Regions from separate parts of the Homo sapiens genome. Here all the other regions are linked to region 1. Evidence: read pairs that join two places in POLR2A ChIA-PET (ENCODE). Cell type or tissue: PC-9. All regions are shown on one strand. Each heading gives the region's core, and the rest is flanking DNA. Links, peaks and the distances in the headings are about the cores only.

Evidence for each region. Peaks named below come from ENCODE experiments on the same cell type or tissue, not always from the same donor. Only the 100,000 strongest peaks of a DNase experiment are listed, where the experiment ranks them.
Region 2: POLR2A ChIA-PET joins it to region 1 with 6 read pairs; 2 of 35 experiments call an interaction of 5 or more read pairs at or near these places.
Region 3: POLR2A ChIA-PET joins it to region 1 with 5 read pairs; 3 of 35 experiments call an interaction of 5 or more read pairs at or near these places.

What each region holds. Positions count from the first base shown.
Region 1 is chr7:27,958,953-27,965,280 of GRCh38, forward strand. The region is part of intron 2 of JAZF1 (JAZF zinc finger 1); the gene reads right to left. Among named protein-coding and RNA genes, the nearest start is that of JAZF1-AS1, 220 kb to the right of the region's middle. In PC-9, for the core only: no CTCF peak of the experiment used is centred there; a DNase peak (open chromatin) is centred at 2,529.
Region 2 is chr7:28,077,349-28,083,676 of GRCh38, forward strand. The region is part of intron 1 of JAZF1 (JAZF zinc finger 1); the gene reads right to left. Among named protein-coding and RNA genes, the nearest start is that of JAZF1-AS1, 100 kb to the right of the region's middle. RefSeq lists an enhancer at 1-804. In PC-9, for the core only: CTCF peaks have their summits at 1,144 (motif pointing left) and 1,348; no DNase peak of the experiment used is centred there.
Region 3 is chr7:27,897,670-27,903,997 of GRCh38, forward strand. All of the region lies in intron 2 of JAZF1 (JAZF zinc finger 1), which reads right to left. Among named protein-coding and RNA genes, the nearest start is that of TAX1BP1-AS1, 160 kb to the left of the region's middle. In PC-9, for the core only: no CTCF peak of the experiment used is centred there; DNase peaks (open chromatin) are centred at 3,432 and 3,811; H3K4me3 peaks cover 999 bases; H3K27ac peaks cover 1,568 bases.

The sequences.
Region 1 (6,328 bases), core at 406-5,405:
AGTGCAAGAGTAATGGCAAGATTAGCAATGGCAGTGGTGGTGGCAGAACAGTGACAGTAGTAGGAGTAATGTTAATGGCAGCAATCATTTGAGGAAATGCCTACTGAGTGGTAAAATAAAAAGACATGTTATTAACTTTTCTGTATTATCTTTACTTTGCAGATGAGAAAATTATAGCTGTAACCTGCCAAGGGAACCTGTCCAAGGCCACACACAGAGTAAACAGCAGATAAAGATTTGACATCAGGTGTCCCAGTGCTTTCTAATTATGATCAGGGTTCCCTGAACAAATCTCAGGAAATACTTCTAGGCTAGTCATTTTACCATTCCTTTTACATAAAATGTCATTCTCCCTCTCTAGCTAGCCAACTCCTCTTTATACTGCAAAGTCCATCTCACTTTTTCCTCCATGAAACTTCTCTGATTACTTTAACCCTATGAAGTTATAGCACTGATCATTTGAGCTATTAGCTTGGCACAAGGACATACTTTGGCCCTGTGACATACTTTACACTGCTATTTAAGTTTCCATGTTTGTCATCTTGAGTATCTAGACCCACCAGTTATATTTCTTTGTCTCTTCTAAAGTACCTGGCACCCACGAGTATACAGTAACCATTCTCCATACAGAGCATATGTTACAGACACTCTAAAACTGAATTAACAGCTGGGCACAGTGGCTCATGCCTGTAATCCCAGCACTTTGGGAGGCCAAGGCAGGCAGATCCCCTGAGGTCAGGAGTTCGAGACCAGCCTGACCAACATGGCGAAACACCATCTCTACTAAAAATAAAAAAATTAGCTGGGCATGTTGGTGGGTGCCTGTAATCCCAACTACTTGGGAGGCTGAGGCAGGAGAATCGCTTGAACCCAGGAGGCGGAGGTTGCAGTGAGCCGAGATCATGCTATTGCACTCCAGCCTGGGCAACAGAGTGAGATGCTGTCTCAAAAAAAAAAAAAAAATGTGCAGATGAGTTTCTTAATCTTGTGGAAGTGCATGATACTCAGATCAGATGCCCTTTCACAGATGATAAGGACAGACTGTACCAACGTACTGGGGGTCTAAAATGAGGTTAGAGTGAAATACTGCTACCTTGCCACCTACTTTACTCAGCATAAAAATGCATTTAAATCCCTCAATTCTTCTCTCTGGAAAAGGTATACATCTGTGAGCACCTCCTAAGAGAAAAACGCAAACTTCAGAACATGAAATCTTCCCAGTTAGACTTGTTGTGCTTATTTAATTGAATGGCATTTTCACTGGAAAATTTTAATCAATTCATGTGTCTCCTTTAAATCACAAGACTGAAAGGACCCAGGGAATCCAGTAGTGAGAATTTACTCCTTTGGGGAAAAAACCTCTAAATGCTAATTTTTAACCTGCATATCTTTCTTGCCAAGGGCACTACGTTTATCTTGTGTGCACAATTTCTTTAGGTTACACTCACTTTGGGGTAACCCATGCCAAATGAACCCAGCAGGCAGACTTAGAAGAGAAGGCATTGTGTAAAAATGTAACAAGGATTGACTGGCTCTAACAATGTCTGACAGTCTTGCTGGTATATTCTTCAGTGCACAACAGGGTATTCTGTAGGAGTTAAGCTGTGGCATGAGGTGGAAGTTCAGCCTGGCTGCTGACATATTTTGGACAGCAGAGAGGGCTGAGGTTGCTGTGGTTGCCCTGACAATTGAGGGGTTGGCACATCAGCAGAATGAGAATTGGAGAAATCTGGCAAAAAGTAAAGCCACAGGAGGGTGAAACCTGGAGGAACAAAGCCTGGTTTCCCAAGCCACCCAGCAGGCTCAGGTCCGTGAGGCTCCAACTCATAACCTGGTGGAGGCTGCTGGGAGAAAAGTGCAGGAAGGTACGCAGACAAGGAAGGAATGGCAAGGGAAGCAGCAGAGGGGAGATGCTGAAGGTGGGCAGAACAGACAACAAACACAGCTAAGAATGAGGAGTCCAAGAGAAGCATGACAGGCCAAAGAAAACCCTGGGGTGTTATAGAGGGAGCATGTGAGAGCAGGCAGTGCAGAAGCAAATGGAGTCAATCAAACCTCTTCATCAAAATGGAAACACAGCATTTGAGGACTTACTGTTTGAACTTCTATGAGAAACCAGGACAATAAAAGCTGGCAGTTTTATTGCTTACTATGTGCCAGGCACTGTTCTAACTGTTTTACAAACATTAACTTATTTAGTACTTATAACAGTCGTTAGGGTAGCTATTACAACCTCCATTTTACAGATGGATAAACTAAGGCACACAGAGGTTAAGTAACTTGTCAAAGGCCACCAAGCTTATCAGAAGCAAAGATGAAATTTCAACTCAAGTAGTCTACCTCCAGAGTCTGTGTTCCTGGTCACTAAGCTATACTCTCTCCCACGGACCCACGACATGTAATTATAATATATGATGTGTATATGAAACGTAATTGCCTGAGGCAGGATTCTCAATTCCGACTGCTGCCCAAGGCTGGTGTGTGGGTGAGTGGCACAGGCGATGACTCAGACCCACTGATTGTCCCAGACCACATCATAACTGGGAGAAGCTGGTTTCTATTTGTCACCACACATATGCCCAGGAACTCTGGTGAAGACATTAAAGAGTTTATTTTTCAGGAAAATATTCTCCCCAAAGAAAGCTTACTGCAAGAGCCAGAGGTGGCAGGAAAGAAGGAAAAAGGGACAGGTTTTGCCAGATTACAGAAGAATTCCTTTTTGGATAAAGAATAGAATGCCGACTTTGATGCTAGCTGGACTTGTCCACCAGTCAATATAAAACAAGGAAACATTGTCATTTAAACAGTTCCAGTAGGAGCTCCGGACAGAGCAACACTGCATTTTAAGGGGGAAATTGTACACCCATGCCATGGTATTTGAGAATCTAGGGATTCATGATGCTCTCCGGATCTTTCCATCATGGGTATCAAAGGTTTACTGTCATCACCTAGAGGCAGAAGGCTATATGCTGGTCCAGGACTTTGGCACTGGAGAGACCTGAGTTCAAATCCCAGCTCCACTAGTGGTGAGTAACCTTTTTGAGCTCTGTTACCTTATCTATAAAATGAAGATGGCATCTCAGCCATAATAATAGATTATTTAAATAGTGATCATAAACACTCTTTGCTTTTTCATATCAACTTTTGTTTGATGTGAATTCTTGAGAGTCTTCATGTACAACAACACGATTCACTGCAGTATGGATATTCTCACTTAATTTATTGAATATTTACCAAAAACAAGACTAACTGTACACAAGAGGAAATACACATAGGTAAGAAGTATGAAATCATTTTCCTCAACATTTTCTGATTGTAGATGTGCCTTTGTTGATGTTATGTTAAAAAAGGGTAAAAGTGATCATAGTAATATTCAGGAAATTACCCTGACAACCATACCCATTAAGTGTTAGGAAGGCCAAGCCTCACAGTTCATATGCATCACTTATGAAAAGTTTATCCAACTGGCTCTCATGGCTGGGTGATTCACAGTCTTCCCCAATCCACAGAGAGTCAAGACTTGCTTTTCTAAAAACAGAAAGCTTTCATGCTAATCCTGGAATCTCTGAGGGACAAGAGAAGCCAAAGGGATCAGTCCTTGTATTTTATAAATGGTGGATACAAGTTATATTTGGAATCCCATATTGAATGCAGAACTAACAAATCCATAGAGGAAAGGCAGTAGGCTTTGCCAGCCCATAAATTAATTACCTTTAATGGCCAGGCTTAGGGTAAAAGCAAGAAGATATGCAAGGGCTTCCCTATCTGCTGCTTTCATTTTGTATTTAGTCCTGGAATTAAAATCACGTCTAATCAGCAAGAAAAGCAGTTGTTTTAAAAACAGTAACATGCTGAGGGGAGAATTTCCCCTGATATTCTAGGGAATTTGAACTTTGGCCCTTGCTGTGGAATAATCCTACATATGCCTTTCTGAAATACACTGCAAATCTTTTTTGTCCTTGTTAAATGAATAGACTGAAGCTCTGAAGCTTAACAGAAATGATCTACCCACTATCCCTCCTTTTAAAACTTCACTGTGTGGGGTTAGCATTCACCTGTTTAATAAACTCAGCAAGCTGAACATGGCAAACCTTCATTATTAGGGAATCTGAATTCCAAATTCAGATTGTGCTGCAAAGTTTAATTCTTTGGGATGGATTTTCTGTGAATGAAGGGGAATACATAATAATACAGAATTTTCTGGGGAATATGTTCTCATGTATACTACGTTACAATTTGGCATACAGCATTCTGCAAACATTTTCTATTTAAGTCAAGGACAATTTTAGGAGTATGGTAATAATCATGTTCCTCCATATCACAGTTAAATTTCAATTAACTTTAAATTGGAAACAATGTAGCTTTGGAGCTCTCTTTCCAACTGTTAAGAGGATCAGAGCAAATGCTTGGATGAGGAAAAAAAACTACTCTTTTATTTCATTCCAAATTCAAAATTGCCATGCTTGTTCCCTATGATTACTCATATTAAGTTATAATGGTAAATTGGGGGTAGCTGTCAATCCTGGGGTCTTGCACATTGTTGTGATGTGTCACAAACATTCAAATAATTGCACAAATGATAGCAAATGGATCAATGTTTGCAATTCCCCCCCCCCCTTTTTTTTTGGAGACAGGGTCTTGCTCTGTCATCTAGGCTGGAGTGCAGTGGTGCAATCACAGTTCACTGCAGCCTTGATCTCCTGGCCTCAAGTGATCCTCCTACCTCAGCCTCCCGAGTAGCTGAGACTGTAGGTGCACGTCACCACACCGGTTTTGTTTTGTTTTGTTTTGTTTTGGTAGAGGCAAGGTCTTGCTACATTGCCCAGGCTGATTTCAAACTCCTGGGATCAAGCAATTCTCCTACCTTGGGCTCCCAAAGTGCTGGGATTAAGGCATGAGCCAACATGCCAGGCAATGGCTCCATTTTTAATAAACTGAAGTAGATTGAAGATTAAAGGGCTGGATGTAAGCAGCACTTTCTTTTAACACAATTTCTTCAATGAAGAATGAGGACAACATCTGAATTGGTTGCTTATATACCTATATACCCATAATATAGTGATGGCAATTGTGAATTTCTCTAGTGCTTCCATTATACCCTCTTCCTCCAACATGTTTTGGGATTTAGTAAAAAGACTAAGTTTTCCCTTGGAAATGTTTAATGAATATTATCATCCAAAACACACAAAAATTGTTACAAAAATTGGAAACTCACTGGTAAATAGCATTGTAACATCTGTATCCTTTTTCCCCAGTCCAACCACTTCTGAGAAAAGGTTCTATGAAAATGATCTAAAGGGAAAAAGATCCATTAGGTGGATCTTTTTTGGAACAATGAAAAATGTTTGCTTCAGTGTAATTTATAATAATGAAAGCTTGTAAGCAGCCATCATGACGAAATGAAGGGCATGTTTCGGTGAACTCTATCTTATGGAATATTATGTGGCCACTAAAACAGTAATTTTGAAGATGCAGCAACATGGAGAATGCTCATGATACAATAGTTAAATGTATGACCCAATTAGAATCTTGCCACAGATGCTTATAAAATTAGAATGGGACTCAAAAAATTGAACCACTGAACCTAAAATATTGTACAAGAATGGGTACAATATAAATGATCCACCCCTACCACCAAAACCATTTTCAAAGCTTACTTTTTACTATTTCCCTAATAATCAGAAAAAGTTTTTTTTTTTAAAATGGCTGACACAGTATATTACGTTTTTAAAAAGAAGTCAAGCAGAAGATGACCAAGGAAATCAAAGGAAAAAAGAACCAACATATTTTGGTAGTCATGAATCTTACCAAAGGCTAGTTGGGTCACCTCAGATGCCAACAATGGTAACTCATGAATCTGTTAGTCCTTAAAATATTGGCTAAAATGGTCAAACTAATCTCAATAAAAGTCATTTTAAAAAGAAAGAGAGCAAGAGAGATGCCTTTCCCAGTATATCTTGTGATCTGGAATTTATTGCGGTATCTGTGACAGAGAAGAGTGTATGTTCGCATGTGTTTCTTTTTTCTAACATTATCAGCATGAGAATGACTAGAAATGAGCTGTAGGTTTTTCAGAAGTCAAGACAGCTGCGACAGCTACAGGGTTTCATTTATAGATACTGACACTGCATATTTCAGTATATATCAGACACAAAGGTTAAAATATGTACATACTGTTCTTCAGCATAAAATCTAAGCAAAGATCTTAACTCTTGACAGCACCAAAATGTTGCTCTTACTTTTTCCAGTCATTGTACACCCAACATACTTTATTCCCCGATATTTATAACACAAATAAGCAAACAAAAAATCAGGCATCTAATCAAAA
Region 2 (6,328 bases), core at 788-5,787, 120 kb after region 1:
TAATCCGCCAGACTATAAAGGCTTTAATTATTTTACTGATTTAGAAAGGCAATTAGGCAGCACCTATTTTTCACGTATTGATTATACCGACTCTGGTTTTAGATCTGAATTCATGAATCATCAGGTAACTGGTATAACCACAAAAAAAGGCTACTGGAGCCTTTTTTTTTTCTACAACAAATAAATAAAAGCACTTAAAATTAATTACCTGATAGAACCACCTTAACTACAAAAAAAAGTGGCAAAATCCCAGTAGAATAAATTTGGTATATAAGTCCTCCAGCAAAGTGACCACTTGTCTGACTGCTTGCAGGCCACCCAGTGTTAGGTCTTAGAATTTGGGAGCTTAGAAAAATCTTCATCTGGGTGTACAAAAACAGGGTGCTTTGTTTTGGTTCTGATTTAGCCTTGCTTCTGCCTTTACTGTATTCTGCTCTCTCCTTTGAAACTACTTAAAGAGCTGGAGCTCTGGGAGTCCATGGGGAATTTCCACGTTCACCATGGAAACTGAGGAAGTGGTAATTTGGATTATGTACATCCGGGTCCTGATTTCTCCTTCACTTTGACCTCTTTCTCCTCCCCATCTACTATTTAAGACCCACTATGTAATCTAGCTCAAAATAACTGAGACTGCAATGATGGCTGTGCATGGTGGCACTTATGAGACAAATAATTCCTGGCCTTTCCCATCTTTATGGAACAGAAGAAAACATAAGTCTTGAAAGTTTTCACAAGATGCTGTGTTAGATGAAAAAAATTGAGAATTTTTCCCATAGAACAGATGTTTCCTAGGTTTGTACAGCCTCTCAACTGTACATTAGGAAGTCACTCGTATGATGATAATGTACCACTTACGGGCAGGATGGTATAGTGGCAAGAGACTTGGATTCAAGCACTGCATGGCATTTATCAGCTGTGCAACTCTATGCAAATTATCTTTAAGCCTTTCTAGCATTAGTTTCTCCATCTATAAAATGGGAGCGATTATGCATGCTTCACCCATCACAGAGAACTGCTGAGACCATCATATGTGCATGTGAAAATGCTCTCTAAGCTGGAAACTAGTGTCATAAACGTCATTTCTTTTTGCAGAAGCCATCTCCATGCAATCACCTACACTGCCCTCTTGCGGTAGGCAGGCTGCATTGCTACTCAAAGGCAAAGAAAATTATTTTGTGAACTGAAGATTGTATTACTACCAGATTAATTTCATGTAACCAACTCTTAATTGCCAGGCGAATAGAGAGAGGGCCACTTGACATGAAATATACAATTCAAAGGATCTACTTGGGTTTTTTTTGTAATGCCATTTATGAACAGTGAATCCGGACACTATACTCTGGCCCCTTTTCTTGCACTACTAGTCCATGATAAAAATTTTTGAAAAGTGGAAAACACTGGAAAAGAAGAGAAGCAGCAGATCAGTTGAGTATTGGTGAAAAGTCCTACCTTCCCTGTTACTTTGGACATGGATATTAAAGCCAGTGAAAATGTTCATAAAAATTGTAGGAACAAAAAGCCATCCATAGTTTTGCCTGTACTCTAGAACTAGAATAACTGACTTTTAGAATTGGTAGGGACCTGAGATGCCACATTGTTCCTCCTCCTTTCTTTACAGATGGAAAATCTAAAATGCCCATAATTTTTTTTTTTTTTTTTGAGACAGAGTTTGCTCTGTTGCCCAGGCTGGAGTGCAAGTGGCGTGATCTCTGCTCACTGCAACCTCCACTTCTCAGGTTCAAGCAATTCTCCCGCCTCAGCCTCCCAAGTAGCTGGGATTACAGGTGCCCACCACCATGCCAGGCTAATTTTTAAAATATTTTTAGTAGAGACAGGGTTTCACCAAGTTGGGCAGGCTGCTCTTGAACTCCTGACCTCAGGTGATCCGCCTGCTTGGGCCTCCCAAAGTGTTAGGATTACAGGTGTGAGCCAACCACACCCGGCCATGCGCATAATTTAAAAGATGTACCTCACTTGGACTCTGATCACCAAATTCCATCACAGCAACCACCTTCACTTGGAGCTGCCTCCCGCTTCTGTTTTTATCACTTCTTAACTCAAAATACATCTTCAATCCCATTTTTCTCTGACAGACACTGATATAGAATAAGAAATACTGGAAAACTAAGCCACGAGGAGCAAAATAAAATATAAATATCACTTAAGGGAATTCATTATGAGAAATCATAAAACTGACAAGTCTCCTGAACAAAAATGACCTGAGAGTTTACCCATAGGTTAGCAAATATTAAAATAATGATAAGGATGACAACCACAAGCAAATCAATACATGCTTGCTGATGAACTGAGTAGGAACTTAAGAACTTGGCGCCTCTCTAAAATTTTTAATTAGAAACATTTAATTGTACTCACTATGTAGTAGGCCATGTTTCAAATGCTTTCTTCTAATCTCATCACAACATCCAATATGCTGTTAATAACCTTTATTGACTGCAGCATCGGTTTACGAACCCTGCTGATTGTTCAGCTAGCACCATGGATCAGGGAGTAATCTAGATGCATAACTCAGAGATACTGCTGGTCTGGTTCCAGACCATTGCAATAGCAAATATCACAATAAAGCAAGTCACACTAATTTTTTGATTTCCCAGTGCACATAAAGTTATATTTACACTATACTGTAGTCTATAAAGTGTGCAATAACATGTCTTTAAAAAGTATATATCTTAATTTTAAAATATTTTATTGCTAAAAAATACTTTGTAAAAATGCTTATAGTCATCCAAGCTAGATCTTCTGGATAAATTGTTGCAGCTTCTCCATCAGCACTTGCTGCCTCACTTTGCACTTTCACCTTACGGAGATGGCTTAGTTTCCTAAACTTCATGAACCCAACTTCTGCTAGCTTTCAACTTTTCTTCTGCAGCTTCCTCACCTCACCCAGCCTTCATAGAATTGAAGAGACTTGGGGCCTTGCTCTGGATCAGGCTTTGGCTTACGGGAATGTTATGGCTGTGTTGGTCTTCCATCCAGAACACTCAGACTTTCTCCCTATCAGCAATAAAGCTGTTCTGCTTTCTTATCATTCATGTGTTCACTGGAGTAACACTTTTAATTTCCCTCAAGAACTTTTTCCTTGCATTCACAACTTGGCTAACTGTTTGGTGCAAGAAGCCGAGTTTTCAGCCTGTGTTGGCTTTCAACATGCCTTCCTCACTAAGCTTAATCCTTGCTAGCTTTTGATTGAAAGTGAGAGACGTGTTACTCTTCCTTTCACTTGAACACTTACAGGTCATCATAAGGTTATTAATTGGCCTAATTTCAACACTGCCATGTCTCCAGGAATAGGCAGGCTCAGGGAGAGGAAGAGAGACAGAGGAAGGACCTGTTGATAGAGCAGTCAACACATAAAACATTTATTGATTAAGTTCACCGTCTTATATGGGTGCAGTTCATGGCACCACCAATTACAATAGTAAAGTCAAAGATGACCGATCACAGATCACAATGACAGATACAATAACAATGAAATTTAAAATATTGCAAGAATTACCAAAATGTGACACAGAGACATAAAGCAAGCACATGCCATTGGGAAAATGGCCATAAACCTACAATTTGTAAAAAAAAACAAAAAAAAAAATGCACTGTCTGCCAAGTGTGGTAAAGCAAGGTGTGCCTGTAGGGGGGAAGGGAGGGCATCAAAGTTCCTCAAAAGATACAGAGTAGTAAGCTGGTAAATTAGAGGAAAAGTCAAGAAAACCTCGTGGGGACCAGCACAGGAAAGGCAGCTGGCAGAGATAAAGCAGGCCTTGCATTCTTTGACCTCAGGGCAGCGGGGGACATCTCTGGGATGTGACCCAGTCAGGTTAAGGTTTTGAGACAGGGCTAAGCCCAGTGTTGTTACTCTTCAGTAAGCCTGGAATGGAGCCAGCCCCTCCCCAAGGAAATCACATAACGATGAGGAAGCCACATGCAGATAAACAGTAAATGAAGACAGGATGACCAGCTCGGAGGAACCAACACCAACATGGGGGAAGGAGTGCGGGAGTGCCTGGGGGGCTGTGCCTGCAGAGGGGAGCAAGAGGGAGAGCATCCAGCACTTCGGGGCACCAGATGCTTTTTCTAAGGTTTGGTCATAACCAGCACCAAAAAACAGCAAGCTGCGCCATTCCCCCAGCTATTCTACTTCTTCACGCTGCTTAGCTGGGGTTTTGGGGACTTGAAAAGTTACCTGGGGCTACAGAACACAGTGTCCACGCACTTGGACAAGCTGGTGAGCCTGGGGCATTGTAGCGGCCTCTGCTCCACCCTTTCCCCTTGTCCAGAAGCCTCGACACCACCAGAGAGCGAAGTGGGACAAGACCCCAGGGAAGAATTTAATAAAACATCAAGGCCAGGGAGTTTGTGATACTCAAAACTTTGTGGAGGATGGGTCAATCTGCATTTATATGTGTTTCCATCTTTCCAGAGAGAGAAAAAAATTAACATGGACTGAATTTTCTCTATTTCTATTAATTCACATATTATGCCATTTTCATTACCACAAAATGCTGCACTCTTATGCTTTCTTAAAAAGATCACTATAGTAAAACTATTAATCTATATACCTGGATGATACTAGAGTTTAATAACCATTTATAGAATAAATCAATGACTGACAGTAATATTAAGGGGCTAAATAAGTTGATCTCTAAAATTACTTTCAACCTAAAAATGCTACATTCTGCGATAACAATAAGTTTATTATTTAAAAGTCCTTAGGCTATTTTAGAGTAGAGTATGTTTGATGATTATGAGAAAGTATCTGGAGACTTGAAACTTTAGCCTGCTAAAGTATCCTTTAGACAGGTCCCTCTGACAAAATGAAGTAAGACCTGGTAGAATTTCTCAGACAAATCATGCCAAAGCATCACCTCCTTCAAGACAATGCATGGGGGCGTGGGGAGGCGAGGATGTCACTCACCCTTGCAGCCCTTGTCTATTTGGCTTTCTCTGCAACATTTCACTGGGCTGAGGAGTGTTCCTCATTGAACTCTCCTTCCTGGGCTTCCCGTTGCTCTCCCGCCTCTGCCCGTTCACTCTACTCCTGTGCAGGCTCCCTTTTCTCTGTCCACCCTTGGTGAGTCTTTGACCTTGGGGATCTTCTTAGGTTCTCTTCTCATACCACACGGTCTTTCCTCTCCTGTGATTTTAGTTAATATCTGTATGCTGATGGCTCTCAAATCTCTTCCTCCAGCTCCAGCTGCCTATTGGACATGTATAACCAGTAGCTCCCCACGCTGCAGTATGTTTGAAGCTCCCTTGCCCTGGTCTCCCTCCTCGCAGCCTCTTCTGGGTGAAAGGCACATGTCCCACCAGACACCCATGAGCCATCCTTGGCCCCTCTCTGGAACCTTACCCCTCACATCCCATAAATCCCCAAGGACTGTGCATCCACCTGCTGAACATCACCAAAGTCCACTTCCAATTCCACTCCCAGTGACTGCAAAGGGGGCCTTTGCCTCGGTGCCACCATTACTATTCCCTGCTCCACAAGGTAGCCAGGGCCAGCTTCTCAAATGCTGACCTGGACACCTCATTCCCAGCTCAGAACCCACCAGTGCCTTCCTTCAGTCTGTGAGAAAGTCAAAACTCCTCCAACTGGGATTGCAAAGCCCTTCCAGAGCTGACCACCACTGAGTGCTCTGGCCTGTCCCTCATGGAAACACATTTTCTCACCTCCTTTGCTTCTGCTGTACTCGTGGATTAAAATGTTTTCCCTCATCCAAATCCCCTCTACCTGGCTGGGGCCATTGCCTTCCAGCTTTTTGGCTTCTGGTAAGTTTTGCCTGAACCCCCTCAATCCTAGATCAAGCGCCCCTTCCACATGCTCTCTTGGGGTTCACATCTCTCAGTTTAGCCCTTGTGCCTCAAGTGTAAGTTCCTGTAACGTCTCAGTATCCCTGCCCCACTCGTGCATATACCCTAAGGCTGTCTCACTCATATCACAACCCCAGAATCTGCACAAGGCCTACCACATGACAGCCACTCAACGGATATTTACTGCATAAACTCATGATTATGAATATTTTAGTACCTGACCTATGAGTTATTGATACGTAATGGGAGTACCATGGGTTGCAGAATAACACAGACCTTGTTTCCCATCCCAGCTCCACAGCTCACATGCTATGTGAACTCAGAAAATGTATGGAAACTTTTTAAGGCTGTTTGCAAAGCTGTAAGAGCACGACCAACCACTTACTTCACAGGGTTGCCGTGAAGACTAAAATACACACAGCATATGAAGTGCCAAGAGTGCTGTATTATTTTATATTTTTCAAAATGCAGTGCTACAAACTTCTTTATCACTATGTCAATTAAT
Region 3 (6,328 bases), core at 771-5,770, 61 kb before region 1:
CTGGGCATGGCCCTTGCACAGAATGGGGAGCTATGCCCAGAGCGTGTTTCAAGAGCTTTGGCTCCTATGGGGCGTGAGGCTCTTCTACCAGGATAGCTTCCACTCCTACCTCTCTGCACCTGAACAGACTCCCACGTGCACTGCTGCAAGGGTGCCTGCAGAAGGCGACTTGTCCTCCATCCTCTGAACAGACCCAGTGCCCTATGTGGCCCACGGTCATCTGTGAGTCTGAATGTTCACAACCTAAGAAGGTGACTTGTTGGCAGACGGGGCAATAACATTTCAACTTCAGAGGACTGTTGTGAGAGTAAATGAGGTAATTGGCCTGTCATGTACCAAGTGGCTCAAAATGCAGAAGCTGTTATTAATTACATAAAGCATTATTATATCGTTATGTCTCTATATTTTGTCCACCTTACTCAACTCCAAGTGTCTTGAGGACACACCACACACCCATGGCTCTGAAAGCACTGAGCACACACGTGCCTCGTGTAGAGCAGAAATTCCGTTTGTGGAATGGCTGAATGGAATAAACCCAGAGGGTGCATATCCAGTGTAAGAGACAGAGGGAGAGACAGCCAGAGGCAGAGAGAGAAAGGCTTCTCTACGTCTAACTCATATATATATATATATATACATCGGTTTTTTTTTTTTTTTTTTTGAGATGGAGTCTCGCACTGTTGCCCAGGCTGGAGTGCAGTGGCACGATCTCGGCTCACCTCTGCCTCCTGGTTCAAGCAATTCTCCTGCCTCAGCCTCCCAAATAACTGGGACTACAAGTGCCACCACCATGCCCAGCTAATTTTTGTATTTTTAGTAGAGACAAGGTTTCACCACATTGGCCAGGCTGGTCTTGAACTACTGACCTCAAGTGCTGCACCTGCCTCGGCCTCCCAAGTGCTGGGATTACAGAACTCATACCTCTTGTTGTAAAATACTCTCCTACAGCTCAGATATAACACAACAACTATAAACAACCATAACAACATTCACACACACAAACCCCACCTTCACCCTCACATGGGTTTGGCCAGCTACAGACAGCAATCTGGATTGGGGTTATATCTTCTATAGTGCTTTCTAGAAGCAAGAACAAGGCACCCATGTTAAAAGCATTAAACATGAAACACATTCTTAAAGCCCTGTCGCTAAGACTTCCTCCTGCAGTTCTCCCTCCTCTCTTGGTGTTGTGAACTTGGACATACAACCTATAAATCATGGTAACCTTGACATACCAAGGTACACAGCTGCACAATTTGTTCTAGTGACAACCATACACACACACACCCACACCACCCGCCCCCACAAACACACACAGGAATGCCACACAAACGCTGTGGGAACCCTGGTTAAAAAGGGCCCGTGTCTCCCCTGCACTAGCATGCTGCTCCTCTTCCTCCTCCCTTCATTAACCATGACTTAACCCATTTTCTGAGACTTAATTTAGTAAGTAAATTCTCAAGTTTTTGAGCAATGTTCCATCAGCACAGCTGTCTGTCAAAAGGTGGGCAGATTCCTAGTGGCAAGGAGCCATTTGGGGAGACAAAAGTGTCTAGAGAAGCCAAGGAGGCACAGCAAAGGCTGTGATTCTGGCCAACAAATGAGGACTATGTTCCCTGTTTCACCAAATATCAGGTCTGGAAAGATTAACCGTGTTGCCAAGGCTGAGTTCAGGTTAAGCAAGTCATGTGACTCAGTGGCCTAAGCTTTCCTCAATGAGTCTGGACACCACTGGTGATCTTTCTGAAGCCCTCAGTAATCACGGCTGATGTGGATATTTTTTTGGAGACAGGGTCTCGCTGTCACCCAGGCTGGTGTGCAGTGGTGTGATTACAGTGCACCGAAGCACCAACCTCCTGGGCTCAAGCAATCTTCTTGCCTCAGCCTCCCAAGTAGCTGAGACTACAGGCACGCCCCCCCATGCCCAGGTAATTTTTGGATTTTTTGTAGAGATGGGGTCTCTCTATGTTGCCCAGGCTGGTTTCAAACTCCTGGGCTCAAGCAATCCTCCCACCCAAAGTGTTAGGATTATAGGTGTGAGCCACTGCGCCTGACTCACTTGGGTTTTAGAGCAGGAAGGAACCTTGGTTAAGTCAGATCATCAGGTCCAGCCCCCTCATTTGTTACAGTAACTGTGAACTGAGGTGGTGTGACCTGTTTGAGGTCATTTAGGATAGTGGCAGAGCTGGCATCAGGGCCCAGTCAAGCCTGGGGATGCTGTCATGGTTTTCACAGTTGAAAGTGTTCAGGGAGCTGGAGCATGGGGACTGGGGAAATGCAGTGAGAACTCCTCTGGCGGTTTACATGGGGGCAGTGGGCAGCTGGGAGAACAAAAGGCTCATCCTCTCAATGTCAGTCCATCCTGCTGTGTGGGACCACTGGGCTCCCCGGTTGTGGCAGGGGAGGTCTCTGGAATTGTAGCCCCACTGGGCTACGATCTGGGAAAGGCTGGCTGTGCCCACCTCCCAGAATTCTCTCTGCTTTGCAATGGTGACACTGCTCTGATCTGGCAGCCGCCGTGTGCTGGAGCTGGCTCATACTGGGTTGTGAAAGCTGACTTAAATTTTCAGGGATTTGGTGAGTCTGTTGTTAAACACAGCCGTTATTAAAAACTAAATGACGTAAATAATTAAATCAAGTGCTTTGTTAAAAACAAGGATATTTAACTCAAGGCTCATCACTTATTTTATTGAATTTTAATATTATCTATATTCTTGTTATTTACATTAACATTTTATCTATTTGGTAGAATTATTTATAACTATATTCTGTATAATGCAAAGTAACCTACTCTGTGTTCAGTAACATGTGGGTAGCTTGAAATTGGCTATGGCAGGAGTATTTACACCACAGAAACTGGCAATAACACAAATTGAGACTTTTTTCCTCCCCAAGTCAGTTCAACATTTGCCAGTACACCTTCTAGTGATTATTATTTTTTAATGTGGGGAAAAAAAAGCATTTGAACCGGGCTTCTTGCCTACTCACTAAAGGAATTAATCAGGGAAGGAACGAAGAATGAATAAGAAAGTCTTCTTTTTTAAAATTGTAAAAAGTAATATATCTCAGTAAAGAACATTTACAGAACATTTTTTATGGATTTGTGACTTATGTTTAAAAAGTTTTTTAATTGACCAACACACAGGTTAGGAAAAGAAATGAAATAAAGGTATTTTTTAAAATTATGGAATATATATGCAAATCAATATATACATTTCCACACATAAAGATTTTAATAAAATAGAAATCCGTGTACCTACCATTCAGCTTATGAAAAGAATTTTTGATGTTTCCTGTGTAAAAACTTTTTTTTTTTTTTTCTAAGAGACGTATTACCCAGATAAAACTATGGTTGATATTTTAGGGTTTTTCCTTCTAACATTTTTCTACACGTAGAGAACACTGAATATTTCTTAAAGAAAAAAAGTCACTTGAGACTCTTTCACTCACTGTTGACTAACAGCCTGAAAATCTGCGGTCAGGCAAAGCAGTGTTTTCATTTTGAAACTGAAACTGCTGTAAGATTAATTTCAACTTCCCTACAAATCAGAAATGTCTAAGTTACTTTAATTTAATATGGTCATTTGTAGCAATATTTGTTATTGCTAGGGGAAGTACATATTCCTTAAGTAAATTTTCAAGACTCCATTATAAATCTTTTAAATCCTCAGACCACAATGTTCATTCAGTCTGACATGCTCAACGTGGAAACATGAATATAACTCCACAGGGGGAAAATGTCAACTGCTGGTCCAGGGAGACTAGTTTCAACCACAAACTCAGGAAATGTACACTATTTGCTGGAACCTGGGCAGAGACTCCATTGCCACCTCACTCCATGGCCAAAACACCTGAGTCTAAGTGACCTGCTGGGGAAAAAAATCACTTGGCTTTCACTGGATCAGAGAACTCAGAAACTGAAGTGACCACTTGAAACTGCAGTCTCAGAAAAAACTGAAAACTCCAAGATGTGTGGTGTGATGTGGCTGTGATTATGAGACTCTGGAGAGGACACATGGTCCAGAGGCCTGCACTGCATGTCGCCAGGAGGCTTGTTCTGGGGCAAAGAAACTGGTGGCCTCCGGGAGTCACTGTATTCACTTTTGTGGTCCTAGTTTTTCTACCTGTTAAAATTGAGATTTGGTTTTATGGATATATGGAATACATCACTGCTAGGGTCCTTCCCAGTTCTAACAGTGAATGATTCCAGCAATAGCACTGTGCAGTATTTTTCAAACTTTGTTTTGACTTCAACCCATTATAAGAAACGTATCTCACGGTGCGACCTGGTGCGCTCACATGTATAAATAGGCCTGCAACCTGCAATTTTGAGATCTCCAAAGCTCTGAAACCTGAAATTTTTTAAAAATAAAGTTTGGCACTAAAACATCATTGGAAGGCAAACTAACCTGACTGGGTGAAAGGCTACTTACAGATTTTATTGTATTTACTGAAAATATTCATGTGTTTCACTGTATAAATATTAATGTACGTGATTATATGGGGCTGCCCCAGACCCTAATGGGGGTATTATGTAATATGAAGTATTTCTACTATATTATCTTTATGAAATCTAAAAAATTATGAATAATGAAACATTTCTGGACTCAAGGACAAGACATTTTAATATAAATATCTGAAACAGAAATTTCACAAAACAATCTTTACTACATGTGATATACTCTGTCATTTTCCTGTTCTATTTCATTTTAACAAAATATGATGGTCATGACCACCACATTGACTTCTTGACCCCCTGGGAGGTCATGGTCTGGAGTCTGAATATATTAGTGTAGCAGTTAAGAGGGTGGGCTTTGGAGGTAGACTGTCTAGATTCAAATCCCTGATCCATGCCCTGCTAGCTGTGTGATGACATTGGGCAAGTTACCTACCTAGCCTTTCGGTGCTGCCATTTTCTCATCTATAAATGGTGACAATGACAGGTCCGACCAAGGGTTGTGGTGAGGATTAAGTAAGTTAATATTCATAAAGCACTTAGAACAGGGCCTGACACTTCGTGCTTAACAAATGTCAGGTTCCTGGTTCATAAAAGAAGTGATTAACATGCTGGGCACGGTGGCTCACGCCTGTAATCCCAGCACTTTGGGAGGCCGAGATGGGCAGATCACAAGGTCAGGAGATCGAGACCATCTTGGCTAACACAGTGAAACCCCATCTCTACTAAAAATACAAAAAATTAGCCAGGCATGGCAGCATGTGCCTGTAGTCCCAGCTACTCAGGAGGCTGAGGCAGGAGAATGGCGTGAACCTGGGAGGCGGAGCCTGCAGTGAGCCGAGATCGCGCCACTGCACTCCAGCCTGGGCGACAGAGCGAGACTCCGTCTTAAAAAAAAAAAAAAAAAAAAAAAGAAGTGACTAACACTTGTACTGGAAATCTTAACTCGCAAACCTTTCACCTTCTGCCATCTACACTAGCATTTGGTTACTTTGGGGCACGGAATATTAGGATTTTAAATACTGCCATCATGAGTTTTGCTGATTCTGAAAGCAAAGAGCCACCTTTACTGATTCTGCAGGCATTAATGTTATTTTTATTTATTTTTTGGCTCACTCTGTCGCCCAGGCTGGAATGCAGTAGCATGATCATGGCTCACTAGCAGCCGTGTGATTTTCTCATGTCAGCCTCCTGAGTAGCTGGGACTACAGGCGTTCACCACCACATCTGGATAATTTTTTGTACTTTTTGTAAAGATGGGGTTTTACCATGTTGCCCAGGCTAGTTTTGAACTCCTGGGATCAAGCAATCTGCCCACTTTGGTCTCCCAAAGTGTTGGGATTACAGGCGTGAGCCACTGTGCCCGGCCCAGGCATCTATTAAATTGCAATGGTATCTATTAAATGGCAATCACAGGCAAATTCAAGAAGACAGATACAATAACTACTCATGAACAGAAAAAGAAGGTTCCTCTCATTAGACAACACGCTGGGGCCCATCTATAAACTCATACACCTCTTCTTACTTCCTGGCCTTGATTTCTAGAGTAGAACAAAATTATAGAGGGTCTTTCCAGCAGGACAGGCAACAGGAGACCCTCCATGCCATGAGCTGCTGGACTGACATCCTTCCATCCAGCTAAGGGCTGTTCTCTGCTTGGCAGATTCATCAAGTTGCACAAGGCTCTGACTTCGTCTGCTAGCAGACCCTCTGTAGAACATCACATCCAACTATGCTTCATTTGAAGTTCAAAAGCTTTGTTCTGCCTTTTCAATGGCCCTTTGGGCATTGCCATTTTTCAGCAAAAACAAGCTTTTGAGAAAAGCTGTGGGGAGTTGGCAGATGGGCCCTGAGATTCCAAGCACTCCCAAA